Regions from separate parts of the Homo sapiens genome. Here region 1 is linked to region 2. Evidence: read pairs that join two places in POLR2A ChIA-PET (ENCODE). Cell type or tissue: HepG2. All regions are shown on one strand. Links, peaks and the distances in the headings refer to the core of each region. The heading gives the core; the rest is flanking DNA.

Evidence for each region. ChIA-PET counts read pairs that join two places held together with the same protein. Peaks named below come from ENCODE experiments on the same cell type or tissue, not always from the same donor. Only the 100,000 strongest peaks of a DNase experiment are listed, where the experiment ranks them.
Region 1: POLR2A ChIA-PET joins it to region 2 with 12 read pairs; 2 of 35 experiments call an interaction of 5 or more read pairs at or near these places.

Annotation. Positions count from the first base shown.
Region 1 is chr17:75,797,143-75,809,238 of GRCh38, reverse strand. All of the region lies in intron 1 of UNK (unk zinc finger), which reads right to left. Among named protein-coding and RNA genes, the nearest start is that of UNK, 18 kb to the right of the region's middle. In HepG2, for the core only: no CTCF peak of the experiment used is centred there; no DNase peak of the experiment used is centred there.
Region 2 is chr17:75,545,416-75,557,511 of GRCh38, reverse strand. It overlaps LLGL2 (LLGL scribble cell polarity complex component 2), which reads right to left. Exons shown (of 26, transcript NM_001031803.2): 3 at 1,369-1,466. Among named protein-coding and RNA genes, the nearest start is that of LLGL2, 26 kb to the right of the region's middle. RefSeq lists enhancers at 1-593, 4,503-5,083, 12,004-12,096. In HepG2, for the core only: a CTCF peak has its summit at 4,539; DNase peaks (open chromatin) are centred at 1,650, 4,441, 7,531 and 7,971; H3K4me3 peaks cover 826 bases.

The DNA of each region.
Region 1 (12,096 bases), core at 1,330-9,329, 250 kb before region 2:
CATCCCTCGGGACTACTGACTCAGTAATTACCGTCCTGTCTGCCCGCCTCCGCCCAGAGACATTTCCTAGCACTACCTAGATCTGTGCTTGGGGAAAATCTCATACTGAAGTTCTGAAGATACCCGCCCCCCCGCCCCCGCCCCCGCCCCCGCCGCTCCAGCCTGTTCTGTCCCCAGTCGTGTCACCTCATGTGAGTACCTGCAGCAGCCGGGCTATTTATGTCCTGGGGGCATGAAGCTGTCTCCTTTTGGCCGCCTCCTCCCAACCTTCACTGGTCTCTCTCCTCTGCCCTGCATGTGTAACAGCCAAGACACTCCCAAATCTCTTCTCCCACATTCCACCCAGTGGAAGGCCCCAGACCCACTTACCCCCTTACATCTGGGTTTTTGTTTGCTACATGTGTCTAGGTTGGGGGGTCTCCTAGACTGGGCTCCCCTGCCCCTGGCCCCAGAAGGACAGGCAGTTAGTATAGTTCTCTTTAGTCTCTCGAGCCTAAAAATGCAAGCAACAAATGGCTTGGGATAGGACATCTAACGTCATCGAGAAGGATGGTGCCAGAGGCTTGGAGACTGCAGAAAGAAGCATGAAGGGAACAGAAGTCAATCCAAAAAAGGGATCCTCGACCCAGGCTGGGATGCAGGAAGGAGGAAGGGGGAAGAGGGGAGGAGAGGTACTAGTGGATGAAGAATTTGAAGGTGTTTTTGGAACAGAAACAGTATGAGCTTAGAAACAGAGTATGTCTGGTTCTAAGAGCTCCCAGTACCTTCGTGGATGTGCGTGGAATAGGAAGGGAACTGGAAAAGAGAAAAGGAGGATGAGGTGAGGTACAGGAGGCAAACTGCAAATTTCAAGGGCCTCATCTCTGGGCTCCAGGTACATCCTGAAGACCCCAGGCAGAAATCTGGAAGCCTCCCTATGGCCTGATGCTCTTCTGGTCCCTTTGGCATTTGAAGCAAAGGTTCTTCTCCTTTACTGTCTGGTTAGACAAAAAGCTGTGCCCTCCTGCTACACAAAGGTACCACGCCTGGCACTGAGCTGGGATACCCATTCCTCAAACTGGTAGGACCATCCCTCTCCTGGGAGGTACATCCTCTTCCTGACTTTTTGGACCCACAAAGAAACTACCTCAGGAGGTAACAGAAAATGGGAGAGAAGGAACTTTCCTGAAAGAGGGAAGCTGGGCCCCGAGCCAGGAACACAGAAGAGTGAGGCATGGTTAGAATGGGCAGATTAAGGAAGGAACATCCAGTTAAACTGGAATCTCATATAAGCAATGAATAATATTTTAGCCTAATTAAGTCTCAAATATTGCATGGGACATACTTATCCTAAAGAAATTATCTGCTTCTGGTCAGGCACGGTGGCTCATGCCTGTAATCCTAGCACTTTGGGAAGCTGGGGCGGGCGGATCACCTGAGGTCTGGAGTTCAAGACCAGACTGGCCAAACTGCTGAAACCCGGTCTCTACTAAAAATATAAAAAAACGGCTGGGCACGGTGGCTCATGCCTGTAATCCCAGCACTTTGGGAGGCTAAGACGGGCAGATCACAAGGTCAACAGATCGAGACCATCCTGGCCAACCTGGTGAAACCATGTCTCCACTAAAAGAATACAAAAATTAGCTGGGCGTGGTGGCGTGTGCCTGTAGTCCCAGCTACTCAGGAGGCTGAGGTAGAAGTACCTGAACCCAGGAGGCGGAGGTTGCAGTGAGCCAAGATCGTGCCATTGCACTCCAGCCAGGGCAATAAGAGCAAAACTCCATCTCAAAAATAAATAAATAAATACATAAATACATAAATTATCTGTTTCCAACGTAACTGGCATCCTGTTTTGTTTTTAAGAGACAGGGTCTTGTTATGTTGCCCAGGCTGGAGTGCAGTGGCTGTTCACAGGCTCAATCATGGCATACCACAGCCTCAAACTCTCAGCCTCAGGCAATCCTCCTGCCCCAGTCTCCAGAGTAGCTGGGATTGCAGGTATACGCCACTATTCCCAGCTGGCATCCTTTATTTTTATTTGCTAAACCTGGTAGTTCTAAGAGTGACACATGCCTGCCTGGTGTCAGTGCCTCATGAAAGCACAGGGAGGCAGGAGGAGAAACCTAGGATATGTTCAGCCTGCCTCTGGGCACAGTCTGTCCTGGAGAAGGAAAGGTCCCCGAGGACAGGGGCTAGACCTGGTGAGCCTGCTGACTTGGGGCAGACATGTCCACAGTGCCACGTGCAGATGAGACTCCACAGAGGCTCTGGCTGGCAGGGCTCTCACAGATCAGGACAGACAGTGAGCTACAGATTCCATGTTAAGCCTCTTCACTTCCATTCCCACTGCCCTGGGTCAGGGACTTAAGACCTTTTCCTAAACTGACTTCCCTGTTTCTGGCCTTTCTCTGTCCAGATGACACTGCATGGTGCTCAACCCTCTTCCTAGAGCCCGAATTTAACTCTTACTATTATTATTATTTTTTTGAGACGGAGTCTCACACTGTTGCCTGGGCTAGAGTGCAGTGGCGCAATCTCAGCTCACTGCAATCTCTGCCTCCCAGGTTCAAGCAATTCTCCTGCCTCAGCCTCCCTAGTAGCTGGGATTACAGGCACCCGCCACCACGCCCAGCTAATGTTTTCTATTTTTAGTAAAGACAGGGTTTCACCATGTTGGCCAGGCTGGTCTCGAACTCCTGACCTTGTGATTCGCCCGCCTCGGCTTCCCAAAGTGCTGGGATTACAGGCGTGAGCCACCGCGCCCGGCCCAAAATTTAACTCTTGCTTTTTTTTTTTTGAGACGGAGTCTCCCTCTGTCGCCCAGGCTAGAGTGCAGTGGTGCGATCTTGGCTCACTCACCGCAACCTCTGCCTCCCAGGTTCAAGCAATTCTCCTGCCTCAGCCTCCCAAGTAGCTGAGACTACAGGTGCATGCTACCACGCCTGGCTAATTTTTTTTTTTGTATTTTTAGTAGAGACGGGGTTTCACCATGTTAGCCAGATGGTCTTGATCTCCTGAACTTGCGATCCGCCCGCCTCGGCCTCCCAAAGTGCCGGGATTACAGGCATGAGCCCCTGTGCCCGGCCAGCAAACTCTTCTTGTAAAGGACCAGATGGTAAATATTTTAGACTTTAGATTTCTTTTTTTTTTTTTTTTTGAGACGGAGTCTCGCTTTTTTGCCCAGGATAGAGTGAAGTGGTGTGATCTCAGCTCACTGCAATCTCTGCCCCTGGGGTTCAAGCGCCTCAGTCTCCCAAAGTGCTAGGATTACAGGCGTGAGCCACCACGCCCAGCGGACTTTAGATTTCTTTTTGAGGGGATAACAATTTGCAAAGTTGGGGGATCCCTTTCATCAAAATGGATTACAAATGTTCATTGTTAATTCTGATTCTATAATACATACATATATATTATACACACACACACACACACACACACACACACACACATTTTTCTTTTTATAAGGCAGGGGCTCGCTCTGTTGCCCAGGCTGGAGTGCAGCGGCTCAAGCAGGGCTCACTGCAGCCTTAACCTCCTGAGCTCAAGTGATCCTCCCACCTCAGCCTCTGGAGTAGCTGGACTATAGGCGCGTGCCCCCATGCCCAGCTAAATTTTTTTTATTTTTAGTACAGATAAGATCTCGCTATGTTACCCGGGCTGGTCATGAACTCCTGAGCTCAAGTAATCCTCCCCTGCTTTGACCTCCCAAAGTGCTGGGATTACAGGTGTGAGCCACCACACCTGGCCTGTAATGAGATTTTTATGTATTTCATCTTTGAAAATGTCTTTTCACATACATAGGTATTGCTAAATGCTGATAACATTCCACAAGCATGTGGGCTTGTTTTTTTTTTTTTTTTCCTTTTTGAGACAGTCTCACTCTGTCACCCAGGCTGGAGTGCAGTGGCGCAATAGCTCACTGCAGCCTCAACCTCCTGGGCTCAGGCGATCCTCCCACTTCAGCCTCCCAGGTAGCTGGGACCACAGCCACCATGCCCAGCTAATTTTTGTATTTTTTGTAGAGATGGGGTTTCACTGTGTTGCCAAGGCTCAAGCATATAATATTTTTTTTTTTTTTTTGAGATGGAGTCTCGCTCTGTGCCCAGGCTGGAGTGCAGTGGCGCAATCTCAGCTCACTGCAAGCTCTGCCTCCTGGGTTCACGCCATTCTCCTGCCTCAGCCTCCCAAGTAGCTGGGATTACAGGCGCCTGCCACCACGCCCGGCTAATTTTTTGTATTGTTAGTAGAGACGGGGTTTCACTGTGGTCTCGATCTCCTGACCTCGTGATCCACCCGCCTTAGCCTCCCAAAGTGCTGGGATTACAGGCGTGAGCCACTGCACCCGGCCAAGAATATAATTTTTATTCAGGATATCCATCTCTTAGATGACAATTGTAGAATTCTACTAATTTTTTTTTTAAGACAGAGTCTCGCTCTGTTGACCAGGCTGGAGTGCAGTGGCGCAATCTCGGCTCACTGCAACCTCTGCTTCCCAGGTTCAAGCGATTCTTCCTGCCTCAGCCTCCCGAGTAGCTGGGATTACAGGTGCCCGTGACCACACCTGGCTAATTTTTGTATTTTTTAGTAGAGACAGTGTTTCACCATATTTGCCCAGGCTGGTCTTGAACTCCTGACCTCAGGTGATCCGCCCGCCTCAACCTCCCAATGTGCTGGGATTACAGGCATGAGCCACCATGCCTGGCCAGAATTCTATTAATCTTAATACTTCTCTTTTAATCTCTTCCAGTTGAAGATTTGGCATAAACTCAGTTGCGCAGATTAATGGATTTTTTATTTTTATTTTTTAGATGGAGTCTCACTCTGTCGCCCAGGCAGGAGTGCAGCAGCGTGATCTCAGCTCACTGCAACCTCTGTCTCCCACACTCAAGCGATTCCCCTGCCTCAGCCTCCTGAGTAGCTGGGATTACAGGCATGCGCTACCACACCTGGCTAATTTTTGTATTTTTTGGTAGAGATGGGGTTTCCCCATCTTGGCCAGGCTGGTCTTGAACTCCTGACCTCAAGTGATCTACCCACCTTTGCCTCCCAAAGTGCTGGGATTATAGGCATAAGCCACCACGCCCACCCAGTGGATTTCAAATTAGAGAAATTTCCTTTGTGTTCACATTGAGATGCAAAATCCCTGATAGAACTATAGCCTGCATTTGGAACATGTGTGTAGGAATGGAGAGCTTGCCTTTGTTTTCACTTTTGCCAGCACAGGAAGTATACAAGGCAGTTTAACATGACATATGATTTAAACATTTGCTGTCATCAACATGACTTCCCTGAAGCATAGGGTTTGCATAAGCACTGTTTTACTTTGGAGTTTTAGGTTGAATTCATTAACAAACATTACCTAGTCTGCAGCAAAAGCTAATTTCCAAAGCCATTCAGCATTCAATAGTGGTTGGGAGCGATTCTCCTCATTCAGAAAATTTTCAATCTCAGCCCTGAGCTCAAAAAGTTGAAAGAAAACTACCACTGCTAAGCCATCAAACTACTGCGCGGCAGGGCACATCAGAATATTCAGCTTCTATTTCTGACAAAAACTTATGGAACTGATGATGATTCACAAAACCAAGTAAAATTACTGATGCTAAGAGTTCAATAACACATGATAAATTAAGATATTTTCTGCAAAGTACCTGCTGATGAATAACACAATGAATAAACCACCTTACATTTTCACAAGTTTTGTAAATTTGTCCAATTATTCTTCCGCTGTACACATATTTTTACCACCACCAGCTGTAAAAGATACTAGCAGATTACACTTTAGGTTGTACTGAATTAGTGTTTTCTTAGCTGTGGACTCACCGACAGCCAGGAAAAACCACATGAAATCGGCCTTCTTTTTGATGATGTCTGGCTCTGTCACCAGGCTGAAATGCAGTGGCGTGATCTAGGCTCACTGCAACCTCCGCCTCCCGGGTTCAAGTGATTCTTCTGCCTCAGGCTCCCAAGTAGCTGGGACTACAGGTGCCTGCCACAATGCCCAGCTAAATTTTTTTGTATTTTTTAGTAGAGACGGGGTTTCACCGTGTTGGGAGATCGATGGTCTTGATCTCCTGACCTCATGATGTGCCCGCCTTGGCCTCCCAAAGTGCTGGGATTACAGGTGTGAGCCACCGCGTCCGGCCTGTAATTTTTGTATTTTTAGTAGAGACGAGGTTTCACCATGTTGGCCAGGGTGGTCTCAATCTCCTGACCTCGTGATCCGCCCACCTTGGCCTCTCAAAGTGCTGGGATTACAGGTGTGAGCCACCGCGTCCGGCCTGTAATTTTTGTATTTTTAGTAGAGACGAGGTTTCACCATGTTGGCCAGGGTGGTCTCAATCTCCTGACCTCGTGATCCGCCCACCTTGGCCTCTCAAAGTGCTGGGATTACAGGTGTGGGCCATGGTGCCCGGCCTTCTTTTTTAATTGACTACTGACATTGCTCCTAATGTCCTCAACATTTTGAGACACTGTTCCTGCTGAAAAGCTAACACTCTCAAACAAAAATGTGTTTTATCTGGACACACTTCTCCAGCTGCTGCAGTCAAACACAATTTAATTAACTCAACATCAGTAAATGGCTTTCCTTGCCTAGCTAACAAATGAGCCACTCAGAAACCTGCTTCAGTTGTAGCCTGCAACTGAAACTACAAAAATGTAGTTTTAATTCTTGTGAAGAAATTCTGCTGTAAGGAAATATTCCTAGCTGCATGCAGTGGCTCATCCCCGTAATCCCAGCAACACAGGAGGCGGAGGTGGGAGGATCACCTGAGCCTAGGAGTTTGAGGGCAACATAGCAAGACCCCATCACTAAAACAGTTTTAAAACATTTTTTTAAAAAACTAAGCCAGGCATGCACCTGTAGTCCCAGCTACTTGGGAGGCTGAAGTGAAAGGATCACTAAACCCAAGAGTTTGAGGTTGCAGTGAGCTACGGTTGCACCACTGCATGCCAGCCTGGGTGACAGAGCGAGACCCTGTCTCAAAAAAAAAAAAAAAAAAAAAAAAAAAAAAAAAAGACATCTGTGCTGAAAAAATCCATCAGCATTATCAGACAAAGCACTTATCACAAGATTCCCAGAAAAGCAAGCAATGGTCAGAAAAAAATTTTTAGGTCAGGCGCAGTGGCTCACTCCTGTAATCCCAGCCCTTTGGGAGGCCAAGGCGGGCAAATCACTTAGGGTCAGGAGTTTGACGCCAGCCTGGCCAACATGGAGAATCCCATCTCTACTAAAAATACAAAAAATTACCCAGGCGTGGTGGCTCACACCTATAATCCCAACTACTTGGGTGGCTGAGGCACAAGAATCACTTGAACCAGGGAAGTTGAGGTTGCAATGAGCTGAGCGCACCACTGTACTCCAGCCTGGGCATCAGAGCAAGACTCTGTCTCCAAAAAAAAAAAAAAGGCTGGGGGGAGCCGGGTGCAGTGGCTCACACCTGTAATCCCAACACTTTGCGAGGCTGAGACGGGTGGATCACAAGGTCAGTAGTTCAAGACCAACCTGGCCAATATGGTGAAACCCCGTCTCTACTAAAAATACAAATTAGCCAGGTGTGGTGGCGGGCGCCTGTAGTCCCAGCTACTCAGGAGGCTGAGGCAGGAGAATCGCTTGAGCCCAGGAGGTGGAGGCTGCAATGAGCAGAGATCATGCCACTTCACTCCAGCCTGGGCGACAGAGTGATCTCAAAAAAAAAAGGAAAAATAAATTTTAAAGGAATATTTCCTTCTTTATTTAAATAAAGAGACAGGGTCTCACTCCGTTACCAGGCTGGAGTGCAGTAGTGTAATCACAGCTCATTGCAATCTTGACTCCTGGGCTCAAGGTGTCCTCCTGCCTCGGTCTCCCAAAGTGCTGGGATTACAAGCATAAGCCACCATGCCCAGTCACAGCTATCTTTATTATTGGGTGCTTTGCCACCAAATGTGTTAACAAATAATCCACATGCCACCGAGCCTTAAAAGTAAAATACTTGAAGTGCATTTTTCTCTTCCTCTCTTCTTTTGACATAAGAGGTATGCACTGGTGATGAAGAACGTATAAAACATGGTATGCTGGCTGGGTGCAGTGGCTCACACCGGTAATCCCAGCACTTTGGGAGGTCGAGGCGGGCGGATCATGAGGTCAGGAGATCGAGACCATCCTGGCTAACATGGTGAAACCCCGTCTCTACTAAAAATACAAAAAATTAGCCGGGCGTGGTGGCTGGCGCCTGTAGTCCCAGCTACTCAGGAGGCTGAGGCAGGAGAATGGTATGAACCCGGGAGACAGAGCTTGCAGTGAGCCCAGATCACGCCACTGCACTCCAGCCTGGGCGACAGAGTGACACTCCGTCTCAAAAAAAACAAAAAATGTGGTATGCTGACACGTGCAGCAATGAGAAGCAATGAGCATCACATATAGTCAGTCTCCTGTTGCAACTACTTGAGTCTGTAGTTGAAGTGCACAAGCAGCCAAGACAACAGAGAAACGAATGAGTGCAGGTTCAAAGGAAGCGTTATTTTATTTATTTTTTATTTTTTGAGACAGAGTCTCGCTCTGTCACCCAGGCTGGAGTGCAGTGGCGCGATCTCAGCTCACTGCAAGCTCTGCCTCCTGGGTTCATGCCATTCTCCTGCCTCAGCCTCCCGAGTAGCTGGGATTACAGGCGCCCGCCACCATGCCCAGCTAATTTTTTTATTTTTAGGAGAGGCGGGGTTTCACTTTATTAGCCAGGATGGTCTCAATCTCCTGACCTCATGATCCGCCCGCCTCGGCCTCCCAAAGTGCTGGGATTACAGGCATGAGCCACCGCGCCCAGCCCAAAGGAAGCTTTATTTAGGGACTCTTTGAAATTCATACAATCGTCACATCACGAAATATCTTTTCAACCATTGAAAAAATGTGAAGGGAGGGCACAGTGGCTCATGCCTGTAATCCCAGCACTCTGAGAGGCCAAGGCGGGTGGATCGCTTGAGCTCAGGAATTGGAGACCAGCCTGGGCAATGTGGCAAAACGCTGTCTCTACCAAAAAAATACAAGAATTAGCCGGGTGTGGTGGTGCACACCTATAGTCCCAGCTACTCAGGAGGCTGAGGCAGGAGGATTCTTTGAGCCTGGGAGGTCGAGACTGCAGTGAGCCAAGATTGTGCCACTGCACTCCAGCCAGGAGGATAGACTGAGACCTGTCTCAAAAGAAAGTGAAAACAATTCTTACCTTGTGGGCCTTAAAAAAGCAGGCAGCAGGCTGGATTTGGCATGCAAGCCGGTTTGCTGACCTCTGCTCTACACTTGGGTTTTTTTGTCTTTTTTTTCCCCTTTTTGTGGAGAAAGGGGGCTCGCTGTATTGCCTGAGCAGGTCTCAAACTCCTGGGCTCTAGCTATCCTCTGGCCTCTGCTCCCTAAGTGCTGGGATTACAGGTGACCTCTGCGCTAAACAGTTGGTATGCCCCATCACATCACAGCCTTACATTTCCATACTTTTGATCATGTTGTCCCCTGGGTCTAGATCACCCTGAGGGTTCCCTGGCCCTGCCTGCCCCCGCTTCCATGTTCCTACTGCACTATGTGAATACTGCTGGTACAGCCACCACAGTGGATTCTGACTGTTTTGTACACTGCCACATCGATCATCTTTGTACCCCTGCACAGAGCTGACCCACAGCAGGTGCTTGAGATGTGGGAAGTGAAAAGAAAAGCAAAAAGCACCCCAAGTGGTAGAAACCTGGTACAAAAGCAGCTCTGCACGAACCCAGCAAAACACAGAGGAGCAACTCCAACCTCTGACTTAGATACATCTCCTGGCAATTAACTCAGTAAGCTCTCTCTTCCACATCACGTCTGCTCAGCTTTGTTCCTCACCTGAACACTAAAATTGAGATCTTCCGCCTCACACACAGAGTCGGTTGCTGGCATCTGGCTCTTTTGTCATTGGTGCTGGGAATGTGCAGAGACCATTACAGATTAACTTTTTTGAAAAAGGGTCTCATTCTGTCACCCAGGCTGAAGTGCAGTAGTGCAATTACAGGTCACTGCAGCCTCCCAGGCTCAAGCAATCCTCCCACCTCAGCCTCCCGAGTAGTTGGGACTACAGGCACCTGCCACCCCACCCAGCTAATTTTTGTATTTTTTTGTAGAGATGAGGTTTCGCCATGTTGCCCAGGCTGCTCTCAAACTCCTGACCTCCAGCAACCCTCTTTTTTTTTTTTGTTTTTGAGATGGAGTCTCGCACTATCGCCCAGACTGGAGTCCAGTGGCCCGATCTCGGCTCACTGCAAGCTCCGCCTCCTGGGTTTGCACCATTCTCCTGCCTCAGCCTCTGAGTAGCTGGGACTACAGGCGCCCGCCACCACGCCTGGCTAATTTTTTTGTATTTTTAGTAGAGACGGGGTTTCACTGTGTTAGCCAGGATGGTCTCGATCTCCTGACCTCATGATCTGCCTGCCTCAGCCTCCCAAAGTGCTGGGATTACAGGCGTGAGCCACCGTGCCCAGCAAGCAACCCTCTTTAGTCTCTCAAAGTGCTGGGATTACAGGTATGAGCCACCATGCACAGCCACTACAGATTAATTCCTGTTTCTATTTCCTCCAACAACCAATGGGTATCATGATGACTACTGACAAAAGCTGGGTATCGGCCAGGCATGGTGGCTCATGCCTGTAATCCCAGCACTTTCAGAGGCCAAGGCAGGTGGATCACCTGAGGCCAGGAGTTCGAGATCAGCCTGGTCAACATGGCAAAACCCCATCTCTACTAAAAATACAAAAATTAACCGTGGTTTGGTGTAGTGGCACATGCCTATAATCCCAGCACTTTGGGAGGCCAAGGTGGGTAGATCACCTGAGGTCAGGAGTTCAAGACCAGCCTGGCCAACAGGGCAAAACCTTATCTCTATTAAAAATGCAAAAATTAGGCCAGGCGTGGTGGCTCTTGCCTGTAATCCCAACACTTTGGGAGGCTGAGGTGGGGGGATCACCTGAGGTCAGTTCGAGACCAGCCTGGCCAACGTGGCGAAACCCCGTCTCTACTAAAAAATACAAAAATTAGCTGGGTGTGGTGGCACACACCTGTAATCCCAGCTACTCGGGAGGCTGAGGCAGGAGAATCGCTTGAACCCGGGAGGCGGAGATTGCAGTGAGCCGAAATCGTGCCATTGCACTCCAGCCTGGGTGACAAGAGCAAGACTCTGTCTTAAAAAAAAAAAAAAAAAAAAAGAGCTGTGGTCAATCTTTTTGTGGAGTGCATGTCTGCATGAATGTCCACCCTGTATGTTTTGTTTGTTTATAATCTGATTTGGACAAACCTACAGATTTGAGTACAGAGACATATAGGCAAGACAATGATGGCCTCCAGACAACTAAGACAAGCCAACAGAAAGAGATGGCGCTGCAACACCAGATTTGCTCAGGACTTCATGAATCCCGGAACATGCAGTGAACAGCAAGATGTAAGCCCAACAAAAGGGACAAGAGATTGAGCCGGTGGAATAACTCACTCTGGATGCCCCTCAGCCTTGGGTAATGGGCCATGAGTTTTCAAGATGGAGCGGCCAGTGAGGAAACACCTGTTCCTGCAGCTCCTGCTGCTCTCCTGGCCACTTAGTGTCACTACTCATGACCCTCACACAGCAGCTGGCAAAGACAGGGCAATCTGACAGATCTGCCCATATCCCTAATAAGCTACTAATGTTCATTTTATTACAGCCAGTCTTATAAAAATTGAATTTCATCTTTTTCAACAAGTATAGGCCAGGTGTGGTAGCTCATGCCTGTAATCCCAGCACTTCGGACAGCCAAGGCGGGCGGATCGCCTGAGGTCAGGAGTTCGAGACCAGCCTAGCCAACATGGGGAAACCCCATCTCTACTAAAAATACAAAAATTACCTGGGTATGGTGGCACATGCCTGTAGTCCCAGCTGCTTGGGAGGCTGAGGCAGACAACTGCTTGAGCCTGGGAGGCAGAGGTTGTAGTGAGCCGAGATTGCGCCACCGCACTCCAGCCTGGGGGACAGAGTGAAACTCCATCTCAAAAACAAAAACAAAAACAAAAAACAAATATATACAAGCTTTAACATGAATATAGGATCTTTTTAAAAAGCAAGACATAGTCCTAATCTTAAACATTCTTTATTGAAATCT
Region 2 (12,096 bases), core at 378-8,377:
GGGGAGCACAGATCAGACTGGCGGGGTGCCCAACCTGATCCGGTTTTTCATCTCTGAAAACACTGGGAGCCCCCAGTCGGCCAGAACCAGTGCTCTGGATAAAAGATGACCCAACTGGACAACATCCAGCCTCAGGCCGGGGAAGGACTGTCCCTGCCAGGCAGAGCCCTCTCCACTCTCTGCCGCCTGTGGGAGTGGGGGTGGAATTTGGAAGACAGCTGCCGAGCCCTGCTCTCCTGGCCCAAGGCCACCCCATCTCTGCTTGTGGATAGGGCCCTGGGGCCAGTCCACCTCTGATTCTTATCGAGATAGGTTAAAAAACAAAACTGCAGGCTGGGAGTGCAGTGACTCATGCCTGTAACCCTAGCATTTTGAGAGGCCAAGGCGAGAGAGTTGCTTGAGCCCAGGAGTTCAAGACCAGGCTGGGCAAGATCACAAGACCCTGTCTCCACAAAAAAAAAAAAAAAAAAAAAAAAAGTTTTTGAGACAGAGTCTCACTCTGTTGCCCAGGCTGGAGTGCAGTGGCACAATCTTGGCTCACTGCAACCTCTGCCTCCCAGGTTCAAACGATTCTCCCATCTCAGCCTCCCAAGTAGCTGGGATTACAGGCATGTGCCACCACGCCCTGATAACTTTTAAAATATTTTTAGTAGAGACAGGGTTTTACCACATTGACCAGGCTGGCCTTGAACTCCTGACCTCAAGTGATCTGCCCGCCTCAGCCTCCCAAAGTGCCGAAAAAAATTTTTTTAAATTAAAAACATCCCTAGCGACAAGAGGGGTCCCTGTAACTTGCTTTTCTGGTGGTGAGGTGGGGAGCTGAGGGAGGCAGGGGCACAGAAGGGCCTAGGCCTTGCTACTGGCGCACCAGCCAGCCACTCACTGAATGATCACTGGCTGAGACATGGGCGTCAGGTCCTTCCCTCTGGATCCACCAATACAACCCCTGCAAAACAGGTCTCTGAGCCCCCCAGCAGCCTCACCCCCTGCCCGGGACTGGGGGATTCCTGAAACCTCCAGGAATAGGTGAGAGGGGAAACTGAGTAAAGGGAGCAGACCACATGAAGGGTCCTGAAAGGACACAGGAGACAAAATAAGCCTGTATCTCCTCAGTCCATTTCAAACCTCACTGTCCTCCTGCAAAGGACAGGGTCGCATCCCACCAGGGATGCACTCATGCCCAGGTGCCTGCTCCACCATCAACCATACCTGCCCCATTTTGGAATAAAATCATGTCCAAAACTGGAAATCAGGAAAGTCCCTCATTTTATCCCAACAGCCCACGGGCAAGGAAGGAAAAGATGTCCCTCCCCAAATCTCACCCACCCCAAGGCCCTGCCCGAGTGGGAGCGAGGGGACGGAGGATACAGCTTGATGGCTCCAGAACGGGTGCCGATGGCCAGGATGCGCAGGGACGGGCTGTAGCCGAGGGCGCTGGGCTGGTGCGGGAAGCCATGCTCCACCGTCTGCAACGAGAAGCACGTGGGGTGGGCCTGCAGACCTGTCCCCTTCGCGCCACCATGGCTGCTGCAGCTGCAGCACCAGACGACCCAGCAGGAAGCAGGGCTTCGGTACCTTTCCGGTTCCTCCCAGACACCTGAGTGTTGGAGCCTAACCCATATTTACCAGGCCCCACCCCCTGTCCCTTTGTGACTCTGCCCTTGGCCTCATGGCCACCCCTGCGAGCTGATCTTCCCCGACACCATACCAGCCTCTCAATGCTTTCCAGGAACTGACTCGGTGCCTCCACCACGTGCACCCTGGGTGACGGACCCAGCCCTCCTCAGTGGCATGGGGGCCTTATGGGTGTGGGGTGGGGAAAGTAGGGGGAGTTTGGAACAATGGAGACACCGGTCTCTCGGGAGAAAATCTTGGTTGCACCGCAGCTCCGGGCTCACCCAGGGGCCTAGAGTACCGCGGAGGCCCTGCCCTGCTCTGGGCTCTTCCAGGTCCCTCCAGGCCCCAGTCAGCTGGGTCTCACAGACTCTTACTGTCACCAAATTCCAACCATCTTCCCAGAAAGGGAATTCCTGGAGTGTCGTTGCACATACGTGTTTTTTTCATTTATTACAGAATACACACACACACTGTGAAAAACCTGGGAGGTATAAAGATGTTTAAGAACAAAAACTGAGGCTGAGGCAGGAGAATGGTGCGAACCCGGCAGGCAGAGCAGCCTGGGCGACAGAGCGAGACTCCGTCTCAAAAAAAAAAAAAAAAAGAACAAAAATTACCCAAACTCCCACAACCAGAAGTAACCTTGCTAGAACCTAAGTGTACATCCTTCGAGTCTTCTGCACTTGTGAATGTTTGCAGGTCTATTTTTTTTTTTTTTGAGATGGAATCTCGCTCTGTTGCCCAGGCTGGAGTGCAGTGGTGCGATCTCGGCTCACTGCAAGCTCCGCCTCCCGGGTTCATGCCATTCTCCTGCCTCAGCCTTCCGAGTAGCTGGTACTACAGGTGCCCACCACCATGCCTGGCTAATTTTTTGTATTTTTAGTAGAGACAGGTTTCACCGTGTCTCTATCTCCTGACCTCATGATCTGTCCACCTCAGCCTCCCAAAGTGCTAGGATTACAAGCGTGAGCCACCCGCACCCAGCCAAAAATTTTTTTTTTTTTTTGAGACGGAGTCTTGCGCTGTCGCCCAGGCTGGAGTGCAGTGGTGTGATCTCAGCTCACTATAAGCTCCGCCTCCCAGGTTCACGCCATTCTCCTGCCTAAGCCTCCCAAGTAGCTGGGACTACAGGCGCCCGCCACCACGCCCGGCTAATTTTTTGTATTTTTAGTAGAGACGGGGTTTCACTGTGTTAGCCAGGATGGTCTCGATCCGCCCATCTTGGCCTCCCAAAGTGCTGGGATTACAGGCATGACAAAAATTTTTAATTTTTCTTTTTTGAGGGTCTCACTCTGTTGCCCAGGCTGGGTGCTACGGCATGATTTCGGTTCACTGTAGCCTTGGCCTCCCAGGCTCAAGTGATCCTTCCACCTCAGCCTCCCAAGTAGCTGGGACTACAGGCATGCACCACCACACCTGCCACACCCGGCTACTTTTTAATTTTTGGTAGAGACAGGTACTCGTCATGTTGTCCAGCCTGGTCTTAACCTTCTAGACTCAAGCGATCCTCCTGCCTCGGCCTCCCAAAGCGCTGGGATTACAGGCGTGAGTCACTGCAAGCTGCCTAAAATGGCTTTTTTTTTTTTTTTTTTGAGACGGAGTTTTGCTCTTGTCACCCAGCCTGGAGTGCAATGGTGCGATCTTGGCTCGCTGCAAACTCTGCCTCCCAGGTTCAAGTGATTCTCCTGCCTCAGTCTCCCCAGGAGCTAGGATTACAGGCACCCACCACCATGCCCAGCTAATTTTTGTATTTTCAGTAGAGATGGGCTTTCACCATGTTGGCCAGGCTGGTCTTGAACTCTTGACCTCAAGTGATCTGCCCGCCTTGGCCTCTCAAAGTGTTGGGATTACAGGTGTGAGCCATCATACCCGGCCTAAAATGACTTTTAAAACATCTAAAGAATATTCTTTACCTGTAGATATCCTAATTCACCAGAGGTTTATTGTTGAGTATTTACTTTGTTGCTAGAGGGTTTGCAATCCAACAACCATGTCGATGGCATTCTTGGACTCCTATCTTTGTCTGCACCACTTGAGTATTTCCTGGGGCAGATGTCCCAGGGATAGAATTGTGGGTTAAGAAAGGTATGAACATAAACCCACTACAAATTTAGAGTGATAAACCATCTTCAGGAAGGTTTTTAGTTCAGTTTCTTAATCAGTTACCCCAATCTGACCCCCGCCTCCCACCCCGGGGGATAGTGACCCTGCAGAGCTAGGTGAGAACAGCACAAAGCGATGCTATGTCAACTGATTGCTTTAAAGACTTAAAAAACAACCACAGAGACTCTGACTTGCAGAAAAAGGTCCCAACAATGAGGCAGCCTCCTTAGGCCCTGGGCTTTCCTACTTTGCAGCCCTGCCAGGCCTCAAAGCAGCAGAAAAGGAGAAGTCCCTGATGAGATCTAGCAATGATAGCTTAGCAAACCCAATTGCTACCTGCCTCCCCCATCAGTCAGTCTAGTCCAATGGCTCTCACAAGGAATCCCATGCTGGGGTCAGGCAGGGAGGAGAGCTCCAACAAGTGCCTATTTTGGGGGATGCCTGGAGACAAAAAGGTCGGGGGAGACGGGGGGTGCCTCAGGCCTGGCCTTTGCTAGGAACAGGGCCTGCCCTGCAAATGGTCATACCTAAATGGGATAGCCAGGGGGACAGATAGGGCCCAGCAGCGGCCCCCAGGCCAGCCCAGGTCCCTGTTCAGCTATGCGAAAAATGCAGAGCCTGGAGAAGCCCTGGATAGAGATAGCTGAGTGTCTGGAATGTAAACATTTCCCAGGAAAAGGGGAGTAGACAGTGGGATAGGATGTGCAGGACAAGCTCCCCCAGGGGCCCCACCAGACCTCAGCCAGCCCCAGGTTGCTGGGGCCTCAGGAAGTCAGCAGCCGGAGCCGTCTCCCAGGACAGCAGCACTTTCCCAGCAGCAGAGGCAGCTCAGGGAACAGCCTCTGGAATTTGGAGGACTCTGGTGGAAATGCCCTACAGGAGCCCAATGGCCTGGCCAGGAGCAGGCCCCATGCTCCGAGCTGCCCAGAACGGTAGCCATGAGCCCCATGGGGCCACCAAGCACTTGCAGTATGGCTCATGTCACCAATGAGGATTAAGTCAGTTCTTGGAAACCCTTCAAGTATGTCTGGAACAACTCGGGTTCTAGAAGAACAGGGGCTGGACTCAGGCAGGCCACGCTTCGAATTCCCTTTTTCCACTGTAAATCATCCAAATTCTAAATACAGATCTAGTACTTCCAAAAAAGATTTAATGTCTGAACTGAGATGTGCCGTAAGTGTAAAATACACCTAGATTTCACAAATTGAGCATTCAAAAACACAAACTGAAAAAATCTCATTAGTAGTTAATCACACGTCAAAATATTTTGCATATGTTGGATTAAAAGGAATATATAATTTTTTTTTGAGATAGGGTCACGCCTGTCACGCCTGGAGTGCAGTGGCACGATCACAGCTCACTGCAACCTCCGCCTCCCTGGTTCAAGTGATCCTCCCGCCTCAGCCTCCTGAGGAGCTGGGACTACAGGCACACACCACCACGCCCAGCTAGTTTTTGTATTTTTAGTAGAGACGGGGTTTCACCAAGTTGGCTAGGCTGGTCTCAAACTCCTGGCCTCAAGTGATCCACAGGCCTCAGCCTTCCAGAGTGCCAGAGTGCTGGGATTACAGGTATGAGCCACCTTGACCAGCTGGAATACAGGATTAAAATTAATTTCACTTGTTTAAATAATTTCATAATGCAGCTTCTAGACTTTTTTTTTAAAGACAGAGTCTCCCTCTGTCACCTAATTGGAGTGCAGTGGTGAGATCTTAGCTCGCTGCAACCTCCACCTCCCGGGTTCAAATGATTCTCCTGCCTCAGCCTCCCAAGTAGCTGGGACTACAGGCATGCACCACCACGCCCAGCTAATTTTTGCATTTTTAGTAGAGATGGGGTTTCACCATGTTGGCCAGGCTGGTCTCGAACTCCTGACTTCAAGTGATCTCCTCGCCTTGACCTCCCAAAGTTCTGGGATTACAGGCGTGAGCCACCGCACCCAGCCAGAATATATAATTAAAATTAATTTCACGTGTTTAAATAATTATACAATGCAGCTTCTAGGAAATTTTAAATCACATACATGGCTCATATTATATTCCCATTGGCCTCGACAATTCCGCACACCAGCAGGAACGTCAGGCCACAGAGAAAACAGCCTGTAACTTTTTGCTAGGCTCTCAGGCCACAAGTCAAGGGCGGGCAGTTCTTCTAACATTTCACCAGAGTCACTACTCCTGTTCGGCTCAGCATCTTTCCTCTAACTCAGAGGAAGACAAAGGGTTGGGCCCATCCTTCAACCACCCGCATTCATTCCTCATTCCCTTCAAGCCTTGGAGTTATCGTGGCCACCCCTCCCCCCCATCCCCACCTTCTTTTCCAAAGGCTGATTTAGAACAGGGACTGAGTCAGACCCACTAAGCTTTGTATCCCTTCCTGCCACGTACAAGGCATCTGGTCGTGGATGAGCTGCTGGGCCTCCCTGAGCTTCATTTCTCATCTAATAAACGGGATGGTACTGGTGACTGCACTGGGCAGAGCTGTCCTTGGATTGGAGATGATGGATCTGAGGCCACCCTGCAGCACACACAGGCCTCTGCTTCCTTCCGAGGCTCGCATTGTTCCATAGTATCACCTTGGGCACTTCTCCAAGTTGGCAACTCTGGAGGGACCAGGGCTCCCCTAAAACCAAAATAAGGGCAGTGACCTTCACAGCGACTCTACCTGGACAGGGCCAAGAGAATGGTTTCATGTGTAAATGACCTGTCTCCCAGGGGATTCCTCAGGCAGTCCTATGAGGACAGGGGCTCGGGCTGGGCAGAGAGGCAGGGGAGCCCTAGGTTAGTTATGAGAAGCCCAAGGGATCTTGTTGGGAACAGGGAAGGGATTGGGATTTGGGAACAGGACTAAGAGCAGCTAACAGAAGGGACAGGGAGAAGCTAGAAACCCAGGGCCTAGTGTCCTGAGGAAACCAGTCAGGGAAAGAACGAAGGCTCCATGGGCACCTCTGGCTGTGCCCCAGTTGCCCCCTAGTTTGTGTGTGTGTGTTTTTTTTTTTTTTTTTTTTTTTTGAGACAGGGTCTCACTCTGTTGCCCAGGCTGGAGTGCAGTGGTACGATCTCAGCTCACTGTAACCTCCTCCTCCCGGGCTCAAGTGATCCACCTGAGTCTCCCGAGTAGCTAGAACTACAGGCATGCGCCACCACAGCTGGCTAATTTTTGTATTTTTTGTAGAGATGAGGTGTCACTATGTTGCCCAGGCTGGTCTCGAACTCCTGGACTCAAGTGATCCACCTGCCTCAGCCTCCCAAAGTGCTGGGATTACAGGTGTAAGCCACCGCGCCCGGCCTGCCCCGCCCCTTACTTTGGTGCCCTTCCCACCCCCTTGGATCCCACCCCCAACTCCTACCAGCCTTGTAAGGCTTAGCTTCCCTGCTGCTGAACAAGGTCTGTATCACTTAGGTGGTGACTCCCCCCTTGTTTAGGGTTCAGGAACAGTTCCAGGTCCCTGTTAGAGGGAGTGCATATGGCCTCCCTAAAAGGAAGTACCCACCTGAGCACAGGAGGTTGGGCTCAGCCCCAGGGCTGCCTTCCTGCAAAGGTACACACAGCAACCCTGAATCGCGGCTGCACTCAGGACAGAGGGCGGGACGGGGCATAGCCCCTGGGTGGTCAAGGAATTCCAAGACCAGCCCTCCCCAGCTATTCTAGGACCCTAGCTATCTCTCCTCAGATTCAAACCAGGAGGCTGACCAAAGCTGCCTGGCAGCCACTGGGGCCTCCGAAGCGCGGCATCCAGCCTACCCGGCCCCGCCCACATCTGATACCTGGCTCAGGTGACCTCTGCCAAGGGAGGAGAGAACAATGAACTCTTTTGACAGGGGGGTTGGGAAAGGAGAGCAAAGATTTGCAGAAGCCGCCAGACTGCAACGTTAGCCTGGAGTAGGGGAGAAGGCCCGTCTCTCCTGGGCTCTGGGACTCCTTTCCAGGTCCCGGAAGGGGAGCGAGTGGGCAAAGGCTGGCTGTCAGAGACAGTGGGGCCTTCATCCTGCCTGCAGCCAGGGAGGACCCTGCCCAAGGGCTAGGACCTGAGGAGGAGTCCCTGGCACTCCTCAGGGGGTGGGAAGGAGGCAGTGGTGGGCACCAGGCCCTCAGAGGCTGCCCAGCACCTTGGGGGAGCACTCCTGCCTGGCCGGGCCACTCTGCCCGATACTGGCTGGGTGTGGCCAGCTCAGATTCCTGGCAGTGGCGGCAGCCTGGCCCTCCCTGTGTGGCTGCTGTCACCTGACACCAGGGGCCCAGCCATTCGAAAGCCAATACAGAACAACCTGGCCCTCCGCAGGGGCTGCTGGGTCAGGAACACACTGTTTGTTCAGGGCCTAAGGGGACAGAGGAGGGTGGGCACGGGCAGGGAAGGCCCAGGCAGGTGCTTCTGCGGCAGCCGGGCAAGCACAGCAGCCTGTTTGCCCTGATGGGTGTGGCTGCTTGGGGTGTGCCTGGGTTTGGCCGAGGGGAGCGAGCTGGCTGTGAGCAGTTGTCTAGGAACGGGTTTTACCTTGACTTCTCCAGCAGCACTTCCTCCCTCCCGAGGTCCCATGGTTCCTTCCCTTGGTCCTCAGTGGCCCTGTCCTGGTGCTGCAGCTGACTTGTCTGTCTGTCCATCCCTCCAATAGGCTTGACGGCCCACCATATATAGCAAACAGTTACTTCACTGGTGAAGTAACTGAGGTGTGAAGGGAGGTGAAGCCACCACTCTAAGGCCACACAGCCAGACCACAGGTGAAACCAGGACATCCTCACCCCAGCCAGTGCCCCTGCCCCGGATAAGCTCCAGCTGTGCAAGCCCTGGGGGCCTTAGTCTCCTCCCCTGCAGAATGGAAGCAACACCCATCCTGAGTTGTTGTGAGGGTGACACCACAACAAGGCAAGTCCTGGTAAGGCGTCGACCTGTGTCAGGCACCGTTTGAAGCAATTACACTCCCTTAGGGATCATTATGATGCTGTTGGAACTCAGGACATACCACCCCAAAATACCACTGTAGGAGACCAGAATGGGCTACCCCAAAGTATACTTCTTTGGCTTTTTTTTTTTTTTTGAGACAGAATCTCACTCTGTCACCCAGGCTGGAGTGCAATGGCGCGATCTTGGCTCACTGCAACCTCCGCCTCCCAGGTTCAAGTGATTCTCCTGCCTCAGCCTCTCAAGTAGCTGGGATTACAGGTGTGCGCCACCATGCCCGGCTAGGCTGATCTCGAACTCCTGACCTCAGGTGATCTACCTGCCTCAGCCTCCCAAACTGCTGGCATTGCAGGCAGGAGACACGGCGCCCGGCCACTTCTTTGGCATACTTTGAGCTGGTTATTCTCAGAAAGTGCAGACATGGGAGTAGCTCTGAAAAGCTGTCCTTTAGCCGGGCGTGGTGGCACATGCCTGTAATCCCAGCTATGTGGGAGGCTGAGGCTGGAGAATCCCTTGAACCCGGGAGGCAGAGGTTGCAGTGAGCTGAGATGGTACCATTGCACTCCAGCCCGGGCAACAAGAGCTAAACTCCGTCCAAAAAAAAAAAAAAAAGGAAAAAAAAAATTGTCCTTCTGTAAAATAAATTTACATCCACAAAGGAAAGCTACATTAGTCAAGTACAGGCGGAATATCCCTCATCTAAAATGATTGCGAATAGAGGGTTTTAGATTTCAGAATCTTTTGGGTTTCGGAATATTTGCATTATACTTACCGGTCGAGCATCCCAAATCCAAACTTTCAAAATCTGAAACGCTCCAGTGAGCATTCCCTTTCAGTGTCATGTTGGCACTTCAAAAACTCAGATTTTGGAGCATTTCGGATATCAGATTTTCTGATCATGTATGCTCAATCCATATCTGTATCAGGAAGAAGGCTGCTCCAAGGCAACTTTTATTACCCAGGACCTTCTCTGCATAACAAGACAACCTTCATTCACCTACACTTCCTCCCCTCACCTTCCTGTAACCTGGTCACATTCCACCCCAGTCCTCATTTTTTTTTTTTTTGAGACAGGGTCTCACTCTGTCACCCAGGCTAGAGTGCAGTGGCATGATCTCGGCTCACTGCAATCTCCGCCTCCAGGGTTCAACTGATTCTCTTGCCCCAGCCTCCCTAGTAGCTGAGACTACAGGCGTGTGCCACCACACCCAACTGATTTTTGTATTTTTAGTAGAGATGGGGTTTCGCCATGTTGGCCAGGCTGGTCTCTAACTTCAGACCTCAAGTGATCCACCCACCTCAGCCTCCCAAAGTGCTGGGATTACAGGCATGAGCCACTGCGCCCCGCCTCTCGTCAATTTAATTCATAGCCCAGCCAAAGAACCTAGAAGGCTGGAGGGAAGCCAGTTTTTGCTCCCCTACAATGCCCATTTTACAGATGAGGAAACTAAAGAACAGAGAGGCTAAGTAATGCGTCCACTGTGTCTTACACAGTGAGGAAGCATCAGAGCCCGCATCTAGACCCAGGTCATGTGGCTGCAAAGTCCCTGCCCCTAACCACTACCTGGCCCCTCTGATGCCTGGCACATAGCCCTCGGTGAACTGGAGTTACCGCTCTGACAGCCAGTTCCTGGCAGAGTTCAGAGACTGTTCGCAATCACAGATCCTCTGGAAGTACTGAAGCCAAAGAAACAAGACGTCTCCCTCTCAGGACCCCCGGGGCGATGTCCTTGCTCTCTTTGAGGCATCGGGCTTGGTGTGGGTATAAAGGAGTTGAGCCAAAAGGTGTTGGACAAAAAGGCCAGAACTGGTTCAGAAGCCAGTGTCTACAAGCCACCTGGGGTCGAGCTGTGATGGCGCCACTGTCCCAGCTGTCACAGTACCCAGCAGACTGGCCTTCCAGGACCACTGGAAGAGATGACCTGAGTTGCCAGCATGAACACTGTCTGGGGCCTGACCCTCGCCTACACCAACAGCCCACGTGCCGCTCCAGGCTCCAGCCCTGGGTATCCCACCGTCCGCTGGACCTGCCCTCCGCCTGTCTGCTGGACCTGCCCTCCGCCTGTCTGCTGGACCTGCCCTCCGCCTGTCTGCTGGACCTGCCCTCCGTCTGTCTGCTGGACCTGCCCTCCGCCTGTCTGCTGGACCTGCCCTCCGCCTGTCTGCTGGACCTGCCCTCCGTCTGTCTGCTGGACCTGCCCTCCGCCTGTCTGCTGGACCTGCCCTCCGCCTGTCTGCTGGACCTGCCCTCCGCCTGTCTGCTGGACCTGCCCTCCGCCTGTCTGCTGGACCTGCCCTCCGCCTGTCTGCTGGACCTGCCCTCCGCCTGTCTGCTGGGCCTGTCCCAAGGCTCCCCCAACTCAACCTCAAGCCACATGACACCCACCACAGAACGATGCTGCCGGACACTGCAGCCGCCAGCCAGACGTGGCCTTCGATTCGTGCAGGAACTCATGTAGTCCTCACACCAACTCTATGGATGGAGTGGCTCTGATTATCATTATCTCAGAGGCATGTGACCTGCTCAAGGTCACACAGCTGGCGAGCCGGGCAGTCGGCACCACTCACCTCTGGGCAAGCTGCCTCTCCAAAAATGGAGAGCACTGTTGTTGCGATTGTGTCCAAATCAAAACGATCAAAATACATTACTTTTCCTCAAATCTGTTCTTCGCCACTCCTGGCCTGGGCTCCCCCTCCCAAGGCCTGGCACCACCACCTACCCAGGTCAGAGACTTCACGGTCATCCTGCACACCCGCCTCCCCTCCCCATCCCCTCCCTCTTTACTGCCCCATCAGCAGATCTCAGCCCTGAATAGTTCTCTATTCCATGGGTCTCAAACCAGGAGCGATTTTACCCCTCAGGAAACATTCTTGGTTGTCACATCTTGACAGGCTGTGTGTGTATGTATGTGCTACTGGCATCTAGTGGGTAGGACTAGGGACACTGCTAAATAATCTACAACGCACAGGACAGCCTCCGCAGCACAGCCAGCCTCAAATATCATCTGTGAGTGCTGAAGTTGAGAAACCCTGCTCAATTCATGCCTCGTTCCCATCCCCACTGGCTGGGCTTCCAGTCCCTTCCTTCTGGGCTGTCACCTATCTTAGTCGGGGCAATGTCTCCTAACTGCTCTGAGCTTACCTGCCTTGCCCAAAGGGTAAAAACATCTCCAGGTTTATCTTTCCTACATTGTAAATGGGACCACTATTCACTCCCTTGCTCACAACCCCTGGAGCCGCAGGGTCAGATCAGGCCCAGATACCAGCAGCCTCCCTGCTTCACAGCCTGGGCTGGGGAGGGGCAGGGCAGACGGGATCCCAAATCCTCTGGGATCTGGCCTCATCCTCCAATCCCACCCTGCTGGCCCCACCACACTCCCCGAGCCGGATGAGTCTACCCCGCTCCTGAATCCCCTGGGCTCTCCCCTTCCTCCTCTCCACTTCCAAGGCCTGAAATTTCAGGCCATCAGCCTCCT